Linked DNA regions of Homo sapiens: region 2 is linked to region 1. A link is a loop called in an ENCODE intact Hi-C map of the cell type or tissue named here. Cell type or tissue: PC-9. All regions are shown on one strand. Each heading gives the region's core, and the rest is flanking DNA. Links, peaks and the distances in the headings are about the cores only.

Evidence for each region. Hi-C counts contacts between places; a loop is a spot of excess contacts. Peaks named below come from ENCODE experiments on the same cell type or tissue, not always from the same donor. Only the 100,000 strongest peaks of a DNase experiment are listed, where the experiment ranks them.
Region 2: it touches region 1 in a loop (3-fold over the local background); 1 of 110 quality-filtered maps calls a loop at or near these places.

What each region holds. Positions count from the first base shown.
Region 1 is chr5:56,753,483-56,761,803 of GRCh38, reverse strand. No RefSeq gene overlaps it. Among named protein-coding and RNA genes, the nearest start is that of MAP3K1, 58 kb to the left of the region's middle. RefSeq lists an enhancer at 4,591-5,092. In PC-9, for the core only: no CTCF peak of the experiment used is centred there; DNase peaks (open chromatin) are centred at 2,043 and 4,503; H3K4me3 peaks cover 437 bases; H3K27ac peaks cover 1,691 bases.
Region 2 is chr5:56,522,981-56,531,301 of GRCh38, reverse strand. The region is part of intron 4 of C5orf67 (chromosome 5 putative open reading frame 67); the gene reads left to right. Among named protein-coding and RNA genes, the nearest start is that of LINC01948, 45 kb to the right of the region's middle. In PC-9, for the core only: no CTCF peak of the experiment used is centred there; DNase peaks (open chromatin) are centred at 3,931 and 6,021; H3K27ac peaks cover 5,103 bases.

The DNA of each region.
Region 1 (8,321 bases), core at 170-8,169:
GATCATCGTTCTTATTCCTGGTTCCCATCAGAGACAGAGCTGAAGGTTGAACTATTTAAAGCTTTCCTTGTGGCCACATTGACATTCAACTGTCAGAGATAGGAAGAGAGTACTGTCAATTCATCCCAAATAAAAGCCCTTTTCTCTGGGTTTATCAGTTAAAAGTAGTAAAAGTTTTGCGTTGATTGATGCCTCTGAGCTATTTGAGGTGTCGATAAACAACCAAAATGGGAAGTTGAAGACTTAAATAGGTCAAAAGAAGTTAGTATTTTCAGAATTGTATTCCATATGTGAATATAGAACACACAAGGGAGTAGTCAATATAAATAACTGGCACATAATTTTAAGCAAAAACCCTAGATAATCAGTTGGGGGCTACATTTTAATGTGGTTTTACCAGTGAACAAATCAGTGAGGTTTTCCCTTCCAGCAGTTAAAGTGCTTGAGATTTTAAGGAACTGAACTCTGAGCAAAAAGACCCACATAATACAAGTCTTCCACAGACCAAGTGTAATGTAACTTTTAGAAAACAAAAGCCTCAGCTCCTCAGGGCCAGCCGACCTCCAAGATACAGAATGACCCTCTCTCCAGAACACACTCTTCAAAAGCCAGCACAAATGTCTGCCAGGCATTTGGGGGGCAGGGGTATCTAAGTTTTCCTTCATTTATTCTTAAAATTCACTGATAGGGTAGGTTCCTAGGAACAATAAGTGTTTGATTTTTGGAAGTCCCTTTGTTTTCTTTTTTGTTTTCCTTTCCATTGTTTAAATCACTGAAGGAGTGGTTTCCCAAGCTCACTGAAACAAAGGAATGGAACATGCTTTCACTAAAGCCTTCTAGGAAGCTTTGGGACGGGGAGGAGGGTGGGTGGACCATTCAGGAAAGTGACTTAAGGTCACTGGTGACGGAGCAGAGTCAGCGAGGGTGAGAACGAGGGCAGACCTAAGACCAGAGCTGTAGGTGCTGGTGGATGGACTAAGAATTCCTGGGGAGGCAAAGGGCTGGGGAAACTACTTGAGTGTCCTTGGAAGCAGTGGGTGCCTCAGCACCATGGAGGCCAGTGCTGCTTCATCCTGGCTCGTTACACCCAATGGGCCCTTGGCCACTAGACTTAGTACATTAGAATCTCTGTGGAAAGGATTGGTATATTAAAAAATCCTGTCCAGGTAATTTTAACGAGTAGCAATGAAATCAGCTTCTGAGCAGGGAAATAATTATATGTGGGGTACAAGGGAATGAACTGAGAATTCCAACATTGAAACCCCCTGAGGTATTAACTTGGGTCATGTTGAAGGTAATACCTACTTTATGGAATTGCTAGGGAGATTATCCTTAGGGTTGAGCTCAGAGGTTTGGAATCAAACACACTGGCTTCAAATCTTAGTTCAGTCTATTTGACCATTTGTGTGTCCTTAAGCAAGTTACTTAATTTCTTTAAGCCCCAGTTTCTTCATTTGTAAAACAGGGGTAATAGTGCTTACAGGGAGGACTCAGTTCTGCAGCTGCCCTGAGCGTGCTGCTTGGCATATGGAAAGTATGCAAACATCAGAGCCGCACTTCATTTCTTCCCTTGTCCTCCTGTTCTTGCTGCTATTATATCTAATGCCTGACAAAATGTGTACAAACCTAAATGCTAATCTTTTATTTCCATTTCCAAACTTTGTTAATACTTATCATGGGATATAAATAGACTGTAGAACATTATTTATTATGATGTTATGGTATACTATGGTACAGTACTATATACTGTATAGTGGCTGCTGATCTTTTTTTCTTTTTCCTAAATTCAAGTATTTTAATACAAGGTATGCAGAATATGTGCAAAGACTAAATGCTGGTTGTCTGGGTGGGGTTCATGCCAAATCAAATGTGACAGCCTTTTCCGGAAAGAAAGAATAATGACATTGTTACCACCTAGATATTAACTGAATATGCTAAGCTCATCATATAGACTGCCCAAGTCGATCTGTACAACATCCTTTTGAGGTTGTTAGTAGAATTACCTGTTTTTTAGATAAGGAAATGGAAGCTTACAGTCATTTGCCCAAGGTCAGAGAACCAGTTAAGGAGGATTCCAACTCAGGCAGGCTGGCTCAGAGCCCTGCCTGTTACCATTATGCTTACCAGGCCTCACGGGCCCTGGCTGGGAGCTCAGGTTCAAGGATTCCTTTCCGGCAGGCCAGCTATCATAAGAGGAAAGGGAGTACCAGAAAGCTTTTTCTCTAATTTGCTAAATATCAACTTTCCTAATATATGAATTACTGCTTAGAGGCAGAGTTGTTATACTGTGTAATACATTTTGAAGTATGGTGTGTATGTTCCTGTGGTTGCATTTTTCGTGCATATACACACATCTCTGCAAACTTTATATGACAGGAGGGATAAAAGGCAATGAGATGTTTTCAGAAAAGTTACAATTATCTGTATTAAGATGTATTTTCTTTTGATTATAAAACAGGTACAAAAATCAGAATATAAAATAATATAGTATCCTAACATTAAAAAATGCACATTTATATTAATGTTAAATTCTAAATGTTAACATTCAAATGTTGACAGTGGTTATCTCTATAATGGTAGCCTTGGGTTGACTATCACTTTACCTTTCTGCCCTTTTGAATTGTCTGAATTTTTAAAATAATGGGCATGTATTACTTTTATGATAAGAAATCTAAAAACACAATCCTGTTCTAGAAAACTTAGAAAAGCCCAGAAAACTATAAAGAAGAATATAACAATCTTACCACCAGTTAAAAATGCTGACAACATTAGCAAACACACTTCCAATCATCTCTACTTGTATGTATATTATGTGGTAGAGATCATCTACAATTCATAATTTGGTGACTCATTTTCTTTTCTTTCTTTTTAAAAAGTCGAAAGCATTTTTATGATATTAAAGACTCTTCTTAAGTATTATTATTATTTGAGATGGAGTTTTGCTCTTGTTGCCCAGGCTGGAGTGCAATGGCATGATCTTGGCTCACTGCAACCTCCACCTCCCAGGTTCAAGCGATTCTCCTGCCTCAGCCTCCTGAGTAGCTGGGATTACAGGCCTTGCACCACCATGCCCGGCTAATTTTGTATTTTTAGTAGAGATGGGGTTTCTCCATGTTGGTCAGGCTGGTCTCAAACTCCCGACCTTAGGTGATCCACCCACCTTGGCCTCCCAAAGTGCTGGGATTACAGGCGTGAGCCACCGCCTGGCCTTAGCATTATTTACATTATTTAAATGTTACACAATAGATCATATGTACAATTTACTTAACCTTGCCCTATGTTTTTTCTCTTTTTTTTAATATGATCAACAATGATATGTATTAGATATCTTTATTCATGAATATTGGATTATATTTCGGATTATTTTCTAGATTCCTAGAATTAGTGGGTTAAAGTGAATGATCATAATTTATTTATTGCTACATAAAAAAATCCAAAACATGGTGACTTAATAATATATTATTGTTTTTCATGGTTCTGTGGGTTGAATGAGCTGAGCTCAGTAGTTCTTGTTTGGGAGTCTGGGGCTGAGCCATCTGGAAGCTTTACTGGTTGGACATTCAACATGGCTTCTTCATGCACATGCGTGATCCCTCTGTGTTCCTCCACGTGGCCTCTTTCCAGTACAGTGGCTGGATTTCTTCCGTGTCTCTCAGGGATCCAAGAGGCAAGAAGTGGAAACTGTCAGTCCTCTTAAAGACCAGGGCCTGGAGCTGGCACAATGTCACTTCCACCGTATCTTCTGTTGAGAGTAGTCACCGGCCAGCTGAGCTTCGAGGGTGTGCAGGAGCAGCCTCCCCTCTCCATGGAAGAGTGGCATGTGTCTACAAGAGGGCAGCAGTTGATGGCAACCATCTTTGTTTTTGTTTGTTTGTTTGTTTGTTTTTGTTTTTGTTTTTTGAGATGGTGTCTCGCTCTGTTGCCCAGGCTGGAGTGCAGTGGCGCGATCTCGGCTCACTGCAGGCTCCGCCTCCCGGGTTTATGCCATTCTCCTGCCTCAGCCTCCCTAGTAGCTGGGATTACAGGCACCCGCCACTTACGCCCGGCTAGTTTTTTGTATTTTTAGTAGAGATGGGGTTTCACCGTGCTAGCCGGAATGGTCTTGATCTCCTGACCTCGTGATCCACGCGTCTCGGCCTCCCAAAGTGCTGGGATTACAGGCGTGAGCCACCGCGCCCAGCCAAGGCAGCCAACTTTGAAGTCAGGCTACCACAGATCATTTTTGAAAATGGAATAAAATACAGTTTGGTACAGTTTTAAGCAAACTTGTGAAGTGACTGAATATTTACAAGTCTACAGAAAGACATTTCTGTCAGAAATAAATCTTGCTAAAGCCCCTTGAAGGAAGTGTGAGGGAAGAAAGTAGGCCAATGGAGGCTAGTCTCTTCAATAGGGCTAAATGTCCCCATGTCCCCTGGGAAGGTTTCTGCAGGGGGATGGAGTGCTAAGGAGCGAGAGTTAGTGACTGCTGAATGACTCGTTGTGCCTCAGGCAAACACTGAACTTTCCTGTTCCTTGAGGTTCAGCTCAGGCTGTCCCTGTCCAGTCCAGACCTCCGGGGCCAAACCACAGCCTGGGCAGAGGTGCCAGCCGGGAGGGTGTGGGGAATGCAGGGACAGCCCTGGAGGGAGAAGGGCAAGTCATTGCTGGGAAGTGATTTGAGATAGGGCTGTGAGGGGAAGGAAGAGGGAGGTGCGGGATGAGGTGACCAACTGAACACAGACATCTCCATCTCTGGCTTGAAGACACAACGGATCTACAGCACTTAGCAGTGAGGGGCACGCTTCAGACGGTACTGTTCTTTCTGGGAAGGGCCCAGTGACCCGAAATCTAGCATTCAGCCCCCATAGACACTCCAACGCAAGCTATTGTAAGGTTCTGTATTGCTTCAGGAACAGGAAAGAGGAGGACTACTGCTCACTCTTCATCCACCTCAGATGCTCCCCCACCCCCTCCCCACTGGAAATTCCACTTCCCACCCCACCTTCCCTCACCTGAGGGATCCCTCCATCCTTAGTTGTCCCAAACCTCCACAGAGGCTGAGGAGACAAGATTAGGAGTGAGGTTTTTGAGCTCACTGTTCAGGTTGGGATTCGGGCTTTACCACATTCTCTGAGTGACTTTTGGTTAGTTAGTAAGCTTCTTTGCATGTTGGTTCACTCATCTATAAAAGGGGGACTTAAATATAGTCTCACCTCATTCTGTTGTTGTAAGGATTGAATGAGTTAATTATGTAGAATTTTTTAGAACTCTGTGTGGCCCACAGTAAACACTCACAAAGCATTATTTTAACTTTCTATTACTTAAAAAAAGAGAATTTTTTTTTGGTTTAAATAGACTTTATCTTTTAGAAAGGTCTTAGGATCACAGCAAAATTGAGCAGAAAGTACAGAGATTTCCCATATGCATCCTGCCTGCATACACACATAAGCAGAGCCTTCCCCACCATCGGGATCCTGCACCCGGTAGTACATTTGTTGCAACTGATGAACATACTACAGTGACACATGATTATCACCGAAATCCATAGTTTACCTTACGGTTCACTTTTGGTGTTGTACATTCTATAGGTCTGGACAAATGTATAACGATATGCATCCACAATTCCAGCATCAGACAGAATTGTTTCACTGCCCTAAACATCCTCTTTTGTATTACTTTTAATTACAATTTGCCTTGAATTGTAGATAAGACATTCTTACATATCCTTTATTACTTCTTCTAAGCTAATCAAGCTGGGTTAGTTTATGTGAACTGTACAATATTACTTGTTCCACAGAGCCATGCATGAAACTTGGCAAATGGATAGTGAATTAGTGGTAGAAGAGGTGAGCAAATGAATGAATGAGACCTGTGGGTAGGGGTAAAAGACAAACTCAGGTGAGATTTTTGATTTTGATTTTTTATACTTTTTGAGTATTTTCTATATTTTCTCCAATGAGCATATTATGTTTATAGTCAGAAATAATAAAGATGATTTGTTTTAAACTTTTAAGTTTGGGGTACATGTGAAGGTTTGTTACTTAGGTAATCACGTGTCATGGGGGTTTGTTGTGCAGATTATTTCATTACCCAGGTATTAAGCCTAGTACCCATTAGATCCTCTCCCTCTTCCCATCCTTCACCCTCCAATGGGCCCTAGTGTGTGTTGTTCCCCTCTATGTGTTCATGTGTTCTCATCATTTAGCTCCCACTTACAAGTGAGAGCATGCAGTATTCGGTTTTCTGTTCCTGCATTAGTTTTCTAAGGATAATGGTCTCCAGCTCCATCCATGTCCTGTGTAAATGTACCATGGTGTAAATGTACCACATTTTCTTACATCCATGGTGTAAATGTACCACATTATCTAGTCTAGTACTGATGGGCATTTAGGTTGATCCCATATCTTTACTATTGTGAATAGTGATGCAATGAACATACACAGGCATGTAGAAAAATGCAAATCAAAACCACAATGAGATACCATCTCACACCAGTCAGAATGGCTATTATTAAAAAGTAAAAAAATAACAAATGCTGGTGAGGTTGTGGAGAAAAAGGAACCCCTATACATTCCTGGTGGGAGTGTAAATTAGTTCAACCATTGTTGAAGACAGTGTGGCAATTCCTTGGAGATCTGAAGACAGAAATATCATTCGACTCAGAAATCCCATTGCTGAGTATATGCCCAAAGGAATATAAATCGTTCTATTATAAAGACACATGCACATGCGTATGTGTGTGTGTTTTTAAAAAATACCTTAAACTTGCTTTCTGTTCCTCAGCTCCTTCTTTACCCATTGGTGCTTAGCTCTGGTTCCTCTGTTGCCAGCATACACCATGGAATCTATGCCAGGCAGCGTGGGGTTTGTCAGCTAGTGTTCATGTTGACCACAGTTAAGAGCACAGACTCTGGAGCCAGGTGCTTGGGTTCAAATTTGCGTTCCTCCCCTCCTAGCTGTGTGAACTTGGGCAAGTTAGTTACTTCTCTGTATCTGCCTTTCCTCATCTGTAAAATAGGTATGATGGCACATACCTCATAGGGATTTGTGAGGATTCTCTCAGTTAATACAGGTCAAGTGCTTAGGACAGTGACTGGCACATAATAAATATTTGCAGGTGTTAGCTCTTGTTTCTGTCATATACTGAAGCCTATTAGGACACAAAGAATCAGCCTAGAGAAGTTTCTGTTCTAATAAAGGACTGTTGAGGGCCTATTTAGACCCTGCCTTTTCTACTACCACAGCCACGTGCTGGTCTGAAGAAATATAGATAATTCTGGCAAAACAAGCTGCTTTTTAAATTTTTGTACAAATCTAACTTTCAAGCTCTGCTACCTTTGAACTAAAGCTCTCTTGTAATAAATGCATCAAGAAAATAATTAAAGAGTTAGAGATTTGGTTATAAGCTAAATAGTAACAAGGGAATCTGCTTGCTCCCTGGATCATCCTTTCACCCTTTAATGGCAACAGCAAAATGTAACAAGCAAGACTGGAACGAGAGTTGAGCCCCTGCTGAGAGTATCTGGTTAGAGGTGGTTCAGGTAGGTCTTGTCACTTTCGATCTCAGTTCATCTTGGCATGAGGTATGAGAATGTACATGGCTGGAGGATGTCACTTTCCCAGCCAAGGCATCAATCCCTAGAGTCTTTACCATTAGAAAATGTTCAATATTGTGACTTCTTCCAATGAATGTCAAGCCTAAAGTTAAGCCCAAATCCAAACCTCTTTGATTATTATTTTATTTTTTTATTATTATTATACTTTAAGTTTTAGGGTACATGTGCATAACGTGCAGGTTTGTTACATATGTATACATGTGCCATGTTGGTGTGCTGCACCCATTAACTCGTCACTTAGCATTAGGTATATCTCCTAATGCTATCCCTCCCCCCTCCCCCCACCCCACAACAGTCCCTGGTGTGTGATGTTCCCCTTCCTTTGTCCATGTGTTCTCGTTGTTCAATTCCCACCTATGAGTGAGAACATGTGGTATTTTGTGTTTTGTCCTTGCGATAGTTTGCTGAGAATGGTGGTTTCCAGCTTCATCCATGTCCCTACAAAGGACATGAACTCATCATTTTTTATGGCTGCATAGTATTCCATGGTGTATATGTGCCACATTTTCTTAATCCAGTCTATCACTGTTGGACTTTTGGGTTGGTTCCAAGTCTTTGCTATTGTGAATAGTGCCGCAATAAACATACGTGTGCATGTGTCTTTATAGCAGCATGATTTATGATTATTATTTTCAGTTATTATTATGCTTCTGCTAGCCTGAGGTTTCTTTAATATTCCTATACTGAGGGAGGTTTCATTTGGCCAGCATAAAAATCTCAAAA
Region 2 (8,321 bases), core at 99-8,098, 230 kb after region 1:
TCTATGTATTCAGCTCCTGTCGCTGGAGATTCATTGATGAACAAGACAAATCTGGTCCTTCTCTTTGAGAAGCTTGCTGTCCAGTGGAAAAAAACAGATGAGCCAAGTAAGAAACTAACAAATAATTACAAAAGACAATAATGGTTATGAAGGAAGTAAGCTGGCTGCTGTGATAGAGGGTATTAAGAATGGGTGACACATCCTTTTAGAGAGGCGGCCAGGGAAGACCTCTTTCAGCAGGTGCTATTCCAGCTCAGATGTGCAGGTGAAAAAGCACCTAGCCAAGGAAGAAGAGTGGATGGGCTTTCCAGCAGAGGGAAAAGCAGGGCAAAGCTGCTGAGACAGGAAAGAGCTTGGCACATTGGAGGGCAGCAGATGGCCAGGGTGACAGGTGCACAGAGACCAGAGAGGAAGGGGACATGTGATAGAACTGGAAGGGTAGGATGGGGCCAGATGACATAGCCCATAGTAATAAAATTTGGACTTTATACTAAGAGCGAATTTCAACAGCATGAAACTGAAAACAGAGATTAAGGAGAGTGAGGACTGGGAGAATGCCATTGGATTCAGCCTTGAGGTGATCTTCAAGATAGCACAGGAGAGAGATGGTGGCTGAAGTTAGTCTGCAGTGTTGAGAGACTTAAAGCATCTGTACAGCCCTTCCTGGAGAAGTTTGGCAGTCAGAGAGGGCAGGGAGATAGATATTCTTGGGGATCCCACCAAAAATCATACTCATCTGGGACACCTAGGTGGCCATGCCGATAGGCACATGCCAGGGCTTGTTTGTATTGCTGTAGCTGAAGTCGTAAAGGAAAATGGAACACCCAGCCCCTGCTCAAAGCCATGCCTTAAGTCCCCGGAAAGGCCTAGTAGAAAACCAGCATGCTGCATCATACAAAGATAAGGCCAGAAGCCACCAGTGCGGTTGGCCCCTGTCTGGCTGAGTGGCTGGCTTTCGCCCCTCAGAGCTGATGGCAAGGACCAGGCAATGGAGACGGATTAGGAAAGCCCCAGGCCTGGGCAGCCAGCGAGGGAAGAAACTATGCCATCCCGACTGTCACTTCACACAGTATGCTTGACTCATGGGTGTCGACAATTGCACTGTAATTGTAATTATACTAGGCAATGTTTCATAATACCTTCTGTCAACTGATATTTCGTAAAAGGCCATGAAGTTTTAATAGTTGGCTGCTTCAAGAGATCGCTTAGCTTTTAAACCCGAGCCGAAGGAGGCTGAGTGGGATCCGGGTTATAATTATAAGGGTTGAGAAGTGGCTGGGAATACTATAAATGCCAAATAAAAAGGAAACGCACTAATATCCAGGGCCTGCTTGTGGAGAAGGGCTGATTCAACCCTCTGCCTGCTGCCCTAGCTCTGTGAATGCCCAGGACAAAAAGCAGGAACCAGGTCCCTAATTGCAATGGCCTCCCAAGCAGGGGGAAAGACCAACATTTGCCTCCTTGACTCTCTTGTGAGGCCTCAGTTTGTGTGCTGGGGTTTTTGAGTGGAAGTCCAGGGTGGAATCAGTGGAAGGGGTGGAGGGAAGCCCTGCGCGAGTGTGCCCTGGCCTAGGGGGAGCGGCATTTCGCAAACCCCCTATGCATAGTGCTGTCCTCAGCCCAGAGCCTCTGACAATACCTGGGCCTGGCCTTGCCCTAGACCAAACACAACAGGGTCTTTACCAAGGGACCTCAGTTTCAGAATTAAAAAAAAAAAAAATCTCTGTGGTAGGCTGAAGAATGCATGCACCCCCAACAAAAATGTTCTAATTCCTGGAGCCTGTGATTTTGTTTTCTAATTTCCATAGGTTTGGGGGGAACAGGTGGTGTTTTGCTACATGAGTAAGTTCTTTAGTGGTGATTTGTGAGATTTTGGTGCACCCATCACTCAAGCAGTGTACACTGCACCCAATTTGTAGCCTTTTATCCCTCGCCCCCTTCCCAACCTTTCCTCCCGAGTCACTAAAGCCCATTGTGTCATTCTTATGCCTTTGCATCCTCATAGCTTAGCTCCCACTTATGAGTGAGAATATACAATGTTTGGTTTTCCATTCCTGAGTTACTTCACTTAGAATAATAGTCTCCAGTTCCATCCAGGTTGCTGCAAATGTCATTAATTCGTTTCTTTTTATGGCTGAGTAGTATTCCATCATATATATATGAATTATGATGTATTCCGTCATATATCTATATGAATATATGATGAAGAAATTGTGGTATATGTATATACACAATATATATACAAAAATACAAAAACATAATTATATATATGTATATGTGTGTGTATATATATATGTGTGTGTATATATATATATGTGTGTGTGTGTGTATATATATATATATATATATATATATATATATACACACACCACAATTTCTTCATCCACTCGTTGATTGATAGAGATTTGGGCTGGTTCCATATTTTCTCAATAGCGAATTGTACTGCTATAAACATGCTGTTATATGGTGAAAGGGACTTTGCAGGTGTGATTAAGTTAAGGGTGTTGAGATGAGGGGATCACCCTGGATTATCTAGGTGAGCCTGACGTAACCACAAGGTTCCTTATTGGGGAGGAGTCGGAGGCCAGGGGACAAGGGAAGCAGAGATAGGAGTGATGATGCCCTTTGCAAATGGAGGAAGGGTCCATGAGCAGCCAAGGACCGTAAGTGCCCTCCAGAAACTAGAAAGGTCAAGGAAATGGATTTCTCCTACAGCCTTTAGAAGGAAGGCAGCCTTGCTGACACCTTGACTTTGGCCCAGTGGAACTGGTTTTGGACTTCTGATTTCCAAAACTGTAAGAGAATAAATGTGTGCTATTTGAAGCCAGAAGTTTCTGGTATTCGTTTCAGCAGCCCTAAGAAACCAATGCAATCGGCACGGGTGATCCTAGTGATCAGCCAAGGTTAAGGATCTACCATGGAGAATCTTGCCACTCAAAGTAGTACCAGCAGCATCTGCTGCACCACAGATTATTAGAAATGCAGAGTCGCAGGACCTGCCCCAGACGTACGGGATCAATATCTGCATTTAACAAGATTCCCAGATGATTTGAATGCACGCTTGTTTGAGAAGCACTGAATTCTAGAAAAATGGTTTTCCACACTAGCTTTACTTTAGAATCTCCCTGGAATGGGTGGGACAGAGAACTTAAAAAGTACAGATTTCTGGGCCAGGACATGCTGCTTTTGGAAGTTTCTCAGGGACAGGGTGGGGGGCGGCATGGTGGCTCACTCCTGTAATCCTAGCACTTTGGGAGGCTGAGGCAGGCAGATTGCCTGAGCCCAGGAGTTCGAGACCAGCCAGGGCAACATGGCAAAACCCCACCTCTACAAAAAAATACAAAAATTAGCCAGGAGTGGTGGCGTGTGCCTGTAGTCTCAGCTACTTGAGAGGCTGATGTGGGAGGATTGTTGAGCCTGGGAAGTCGAGGCTGCAGTGAGCCAAGTTTGTGTCACTGCACGCCAGCCTGGGTGACAGAGTGAAACCCTGTCTCAAAAAAAAGAAGTTTCTCAGGTGGTTTTAATTTTTAATGTGAAATCAGGGGTAAGAACTAGTGATCTGGGACAAAAGGTTTTCAGATTGAATCACCAAGAGAGGCTGTTAAAAATTAAGGATTTCTGAGCTTTATCCCTGAGTTTCTTCTCATTCAGTAAGTCTGGGTTGGGGTCTGGGAGGACACATTTTTTAACAAATATCCAAGGGAACTCTAACATCAGAAATGACCTCTGGGATAGGTGCTGTGGCTCCCTGCCTGCCTGTAGCCCTGTTCTGCTCTGAGAGAGACTGCCTTCCTGCTCTGCAATCTGCCCCACCCCAGCTAATGGCTCATCTCTTAGGACGTCCCTTTACCTACCCTAAGCAGAAAAGTTCTATGACAGGCCCTCAGGAGGATGTAGTCCTGAGGAGGTGACTGGGGAGTGGCCAGGAAGTGCTTCTTGGGAAGGTGGCATCATTCTTGATTAGATTATTCATCCCAGGTCCTGAGAAATAGCTTTCGTGGTAGCAGAGGAAGTGAACCAGCCATGCAGCCAGGTGCCAAGGAGCAGCCAGAGGTGGGGAGTGTGAGCCGACCCTGCCTTGCCCAGCCCTGCCCAGCCCTGCCCTTACTGCGCTCCTGTGGTTCCAGGCCCTAAAACTGCAGCCTGGAATGCCACAGTGTCTGTCCCATAGCAAACTGCTCTCTCCTGGCCTCCCCACTCTTTTTCAATCAAATATTATTCTATTTTTAACATAGGTTCTGAAAACAATGCCCTCATCCAAAGGACCTGCAAATGTTAAGCACTGTGGAAAAAAAATCGTACAAATCACGTTGATCCCAAACCCAACCTATTCTTGTCTAACATTAAGGCCTCACATTCATTTGCTAATTACTTATTGTATTCATAATAATATTACTGTGTTGAATCCTGGCTGTGCCAGTAGTTGCATGGTTTTGGGCAACTCATCTAACCTCCCTGAGATTATTTCATCAACTGTCAGGGAGGGATAGTTGTACTTACTTCAAGGGCTGACGTGAAGACTGAGAGAGATAATGTACCTAAAACACATAATCTAGTACCTCAATCAATGACAGATGCTATTACTAACAATCATTTCATCTGGGAATGAGATCCAATCAGGTAAATTAGGAAGGTTCAGTTTCTAAAGTACCTTTAGAGCTAGTTGAAGTAAAGGGGGATCTTCTCCCATCTTGCAATAATTTTCTGGAGGCTGGGTGTGAAATCAGAAAATTTATCTGAAACTTGAAAATAAGCGAAAGAGGTTACCAGGGACTTAGTGCTAGGTTGACGTTCTATTGTTTGAGCTACCTTACAGCTCTAGAGATCCAGTTCTTAACAGGCAGATTTTATCTGCTGGAGGTGCAAATAATTTCTGTCCCTTAGAAAAGATAACCCAAAAGTTATCTTACAGTTTATGGCTCTGTTGGATATTGACCAGCTTTGTGCTTGACCTGGCAATCTTATCCTAACGTTGCCTCTAAATACGTAGCTTCTCAAATGCTCTTCGACCAGTGTTAATTGGATAAAGTATTTGACACACATTCGTTTTATATTTATATGAGAATCATGATTTCACCTTTTTGAAAGCATCTGCTTATATGCAGTTTGTCCAGAGCTTGACTTCTTGGAAATATCAGTTTTAAGGGAGGTCTGATCTGGGTTCCACGTTACAAGTGTTTTTCATGTTGGAACATGCACAGGATAAAAAAAGGGCAGAGGTAGGTAGAGATAGGAGTATTTGTACATTGATTGTAAGTTATAATTTTATCTCTCACTTCTTTCTTTGGTGCCAAAGGACTGCATTCATATTGTAATGATAGCAATTATCATGTACACCATAGTTAGATATTTATGTGTCTACCTCTTCATTAAATAGTGAGCTCTCCGAGGAAAGCAATTGTCTCATGCATCTTTGTATTCCCAGCACCTAGCACAGAAGTCAGCACTTGGAAGCAAATAAACACCTAATTGAAATGGACAAAGCTGTCTAGGTCCTTGCTACTCCAAATGCAATTGTGGACCATAAGCACCCACATCAGCTGGGAGCAGTCAGAAGGCAGAATCATAGGCCCACTCCCGGCTCACTGAGTCGGGATTATCATTTCAGCAAGATCCTCAGGTGATTCTGCACACTGTTCTAGCCGATTGTCAGTTTGGGGGCAGTGGCTCTGCTATTAGGGAGAAATGAGATTTGAGTAAAGAAAGTTGTAAAGTGATTGTCCCCAGTTTTACATCAATTCAGCTATGATTGCAAAATTGAGATCATTGCCTCAAGCATATTGTTGCTGAGATCAAAGTGGGATAGATTGTGCATCTCACAGTAGAATACCAGTTGGTTGATAAAAGCTGTGACTTTTGGAGGGCAGAGCCATTAAGTTTGGTTTGGCAGGAGGAGTGTTATGTTCTTTGAGTACAGCTCTACAACCAAAGGCCCCTCTGCCCTGCTCGATTCCAAGTTGAGCCCGCGAGCCTTTACTCACTAGGAGTGTCTGACTCAACTTCTGTTGGCTCCAAGCCCAAACCAAATGAAGGCTCAGGTTGTCCCTTTGTGGAATCATGATGGTTTAATCATAAATGTGAAATCTCTATTTGTCACATCAAGGTTTAAGTTGTCAGGGATATTTGCCCAATATCCCTAAGGAAAGCCAAAGACAAAGGAAGAAAAACCAGCAGAAACTTTTGGGAGTGTCTCAGATATAACATCTTGACAAGGAGAGGTGGTTATTAACTGGCTGAAATAAGTGATACCTTGCAGATAAGAATGTAGAGTTACAGAACAGGGATCTTCCAAAATATCTGCAAAGAAATTAAAAAATTGAAGAATAATAAGAAATTGACTTTTTTTTCTTTTTGTCTGAGCATGCTTCATTTCTTCCTAATAAATCCGCAAGCCTATCTGTAAAAGAGTGAGAGTTTTACTTACTCTCCCAACAAAGAGATTCGACAACTCAGCAACTCAGTAAGAATCAGGATAGCAGAGTCTGGAAGTTAGAGGAAGCCTAAATCATCTCATGCAGGGTCTGCAAGCCCAAATGCTTCCAGGCACCAAGAAGAGAAGCAAATGTGAGAAGCAGGCAGCTGGGTGATATTAGGGAACTAGGAAGTGAGTGCTTAGAAAAGTCATTCACATTCACATTTTTAAAACACCGCTAGGTGAATGAAACAATCTGTAAGCATAATTAGGTGCATTTATTTATATTTCAAAAACCCAAGACCCAGGGAAGGAAAATTTTCTGCCCACGTTCATACAATTCTAACTTACCCATAGTAATGAATATTCCAACTGTTTCAACTCCTGTTTACCCATTGAGGGGACATTTAGATTGTATTTATATACACAACTCTGTGTGTGTGTCTGTGTGTGATAAACCAAACAGGTTCGATTCTTATAACCGGTTGGAAATTATCCAGTTGCTAACAACAAAATGCAGTAACTCTAAACCACATAGTGGTGCAGTGAGAGAGTAAAAACAAATGAACAAAACCAGCCGTCTTTTCTATTCATCTGGCCCATATTTTTACAAGGCTATAAATAATTGCATTTAGGCTATAAATAATTGTCTTGGATGTTTTTGAAATTGTAATAAAAATCTGTATGTTTTAAGAGAAAGATTCCTGAGTTTAAAATTTTAATTGGTTGATTACTTAAAAAAGGGTGTGCGTTCCTCAGAGGAGGTGATAATTGGTGGCTCGACCATGATCTTGGCCAGTTGCTTTTCCCTAGTCCAAGCCAGGATGCACCACCAGACTTCCCTCAAACTTGAGTTTAGCAGAATGTGCAGGGATTGCTGTTTCTAGCTTCCTGCTCAGTTATATCTGGAGGCTGTTCCCTGTCAGCTTTTTTCAAGCCATGTCAGGCATTAGGAATTGCTTTCCTGTAAGAAGGCAGAGAAAGAGGCAAGCAAGCCAGCCACTTGAGAGGCCATTTGAGTCTGCCTCACACAGTAGCACCTGCATTCAGTGGACACAAGAATCCTCTATTTAGCATGCTTCTGTCTATACAATATGATTTTATTATTTCCCCTATGTCAGGTATTTTGTGTGAATTTTTAAAAATGTAATCCTCATAACAAATATATGTTAGTACAATCGACATCTTCATTTTACAGATGGGAAACTAAGGTTTATAGAGTTTAAATAACTTGCCTATGTGGTTGAGATTGGAACCCAGACCTGTCTCTCTTCACAGTCCAAGTTTTTAGGCACTAAGCTATACTCCCTATTCTAGGCCAAACATCTAAAGGCAAGCTTGATTTACATGGTCTTTGTTTGTTTGTTTGTTTGTTTCTATATCTTCTATCAAATTGGCCATTATCCATGGGTGACTCAAAACAGCATCTTTGACCAGGACTTTGACCTTCAAATGTGGAGGATGCTGACCTTTTTTTCTAGTTATTGGGGAGAGGCTGGGTGTGTTGTTCACCCAAGAACTGAGTGTTTTTAAAAAGTTTTAAGAGCTCCACTGGTGAGCCAGTAGAAGTAGGTGTTTTGCAGTACTGGTGTCTGAAAAGCAATTTTTCAAAAGGCAAATCCCATTGTTCTGTGGACTTCAGTTATAAAATCACAGCCACATTCCCACAGGCTAGAATGGAAAAGTCCAGTTCCTGAGTCACTGGGTTGAAAAGTTTTGGCAAGAATTGGCCAAGTGACCTGGCCTGGCCCAGGGAGGGCAGAACTCAGAAAGTTACACAATTGTCTCCTGACCCTGGAATCTCCTTTCCAGGGCAAACCCCATTCTTTTTCTTCCCCTTTCCCCTGCGTTTTATTAAACTTGTAAAGGCCTCCAACTACACTTTAGTAACTGTCAGCACTGCTTCCTA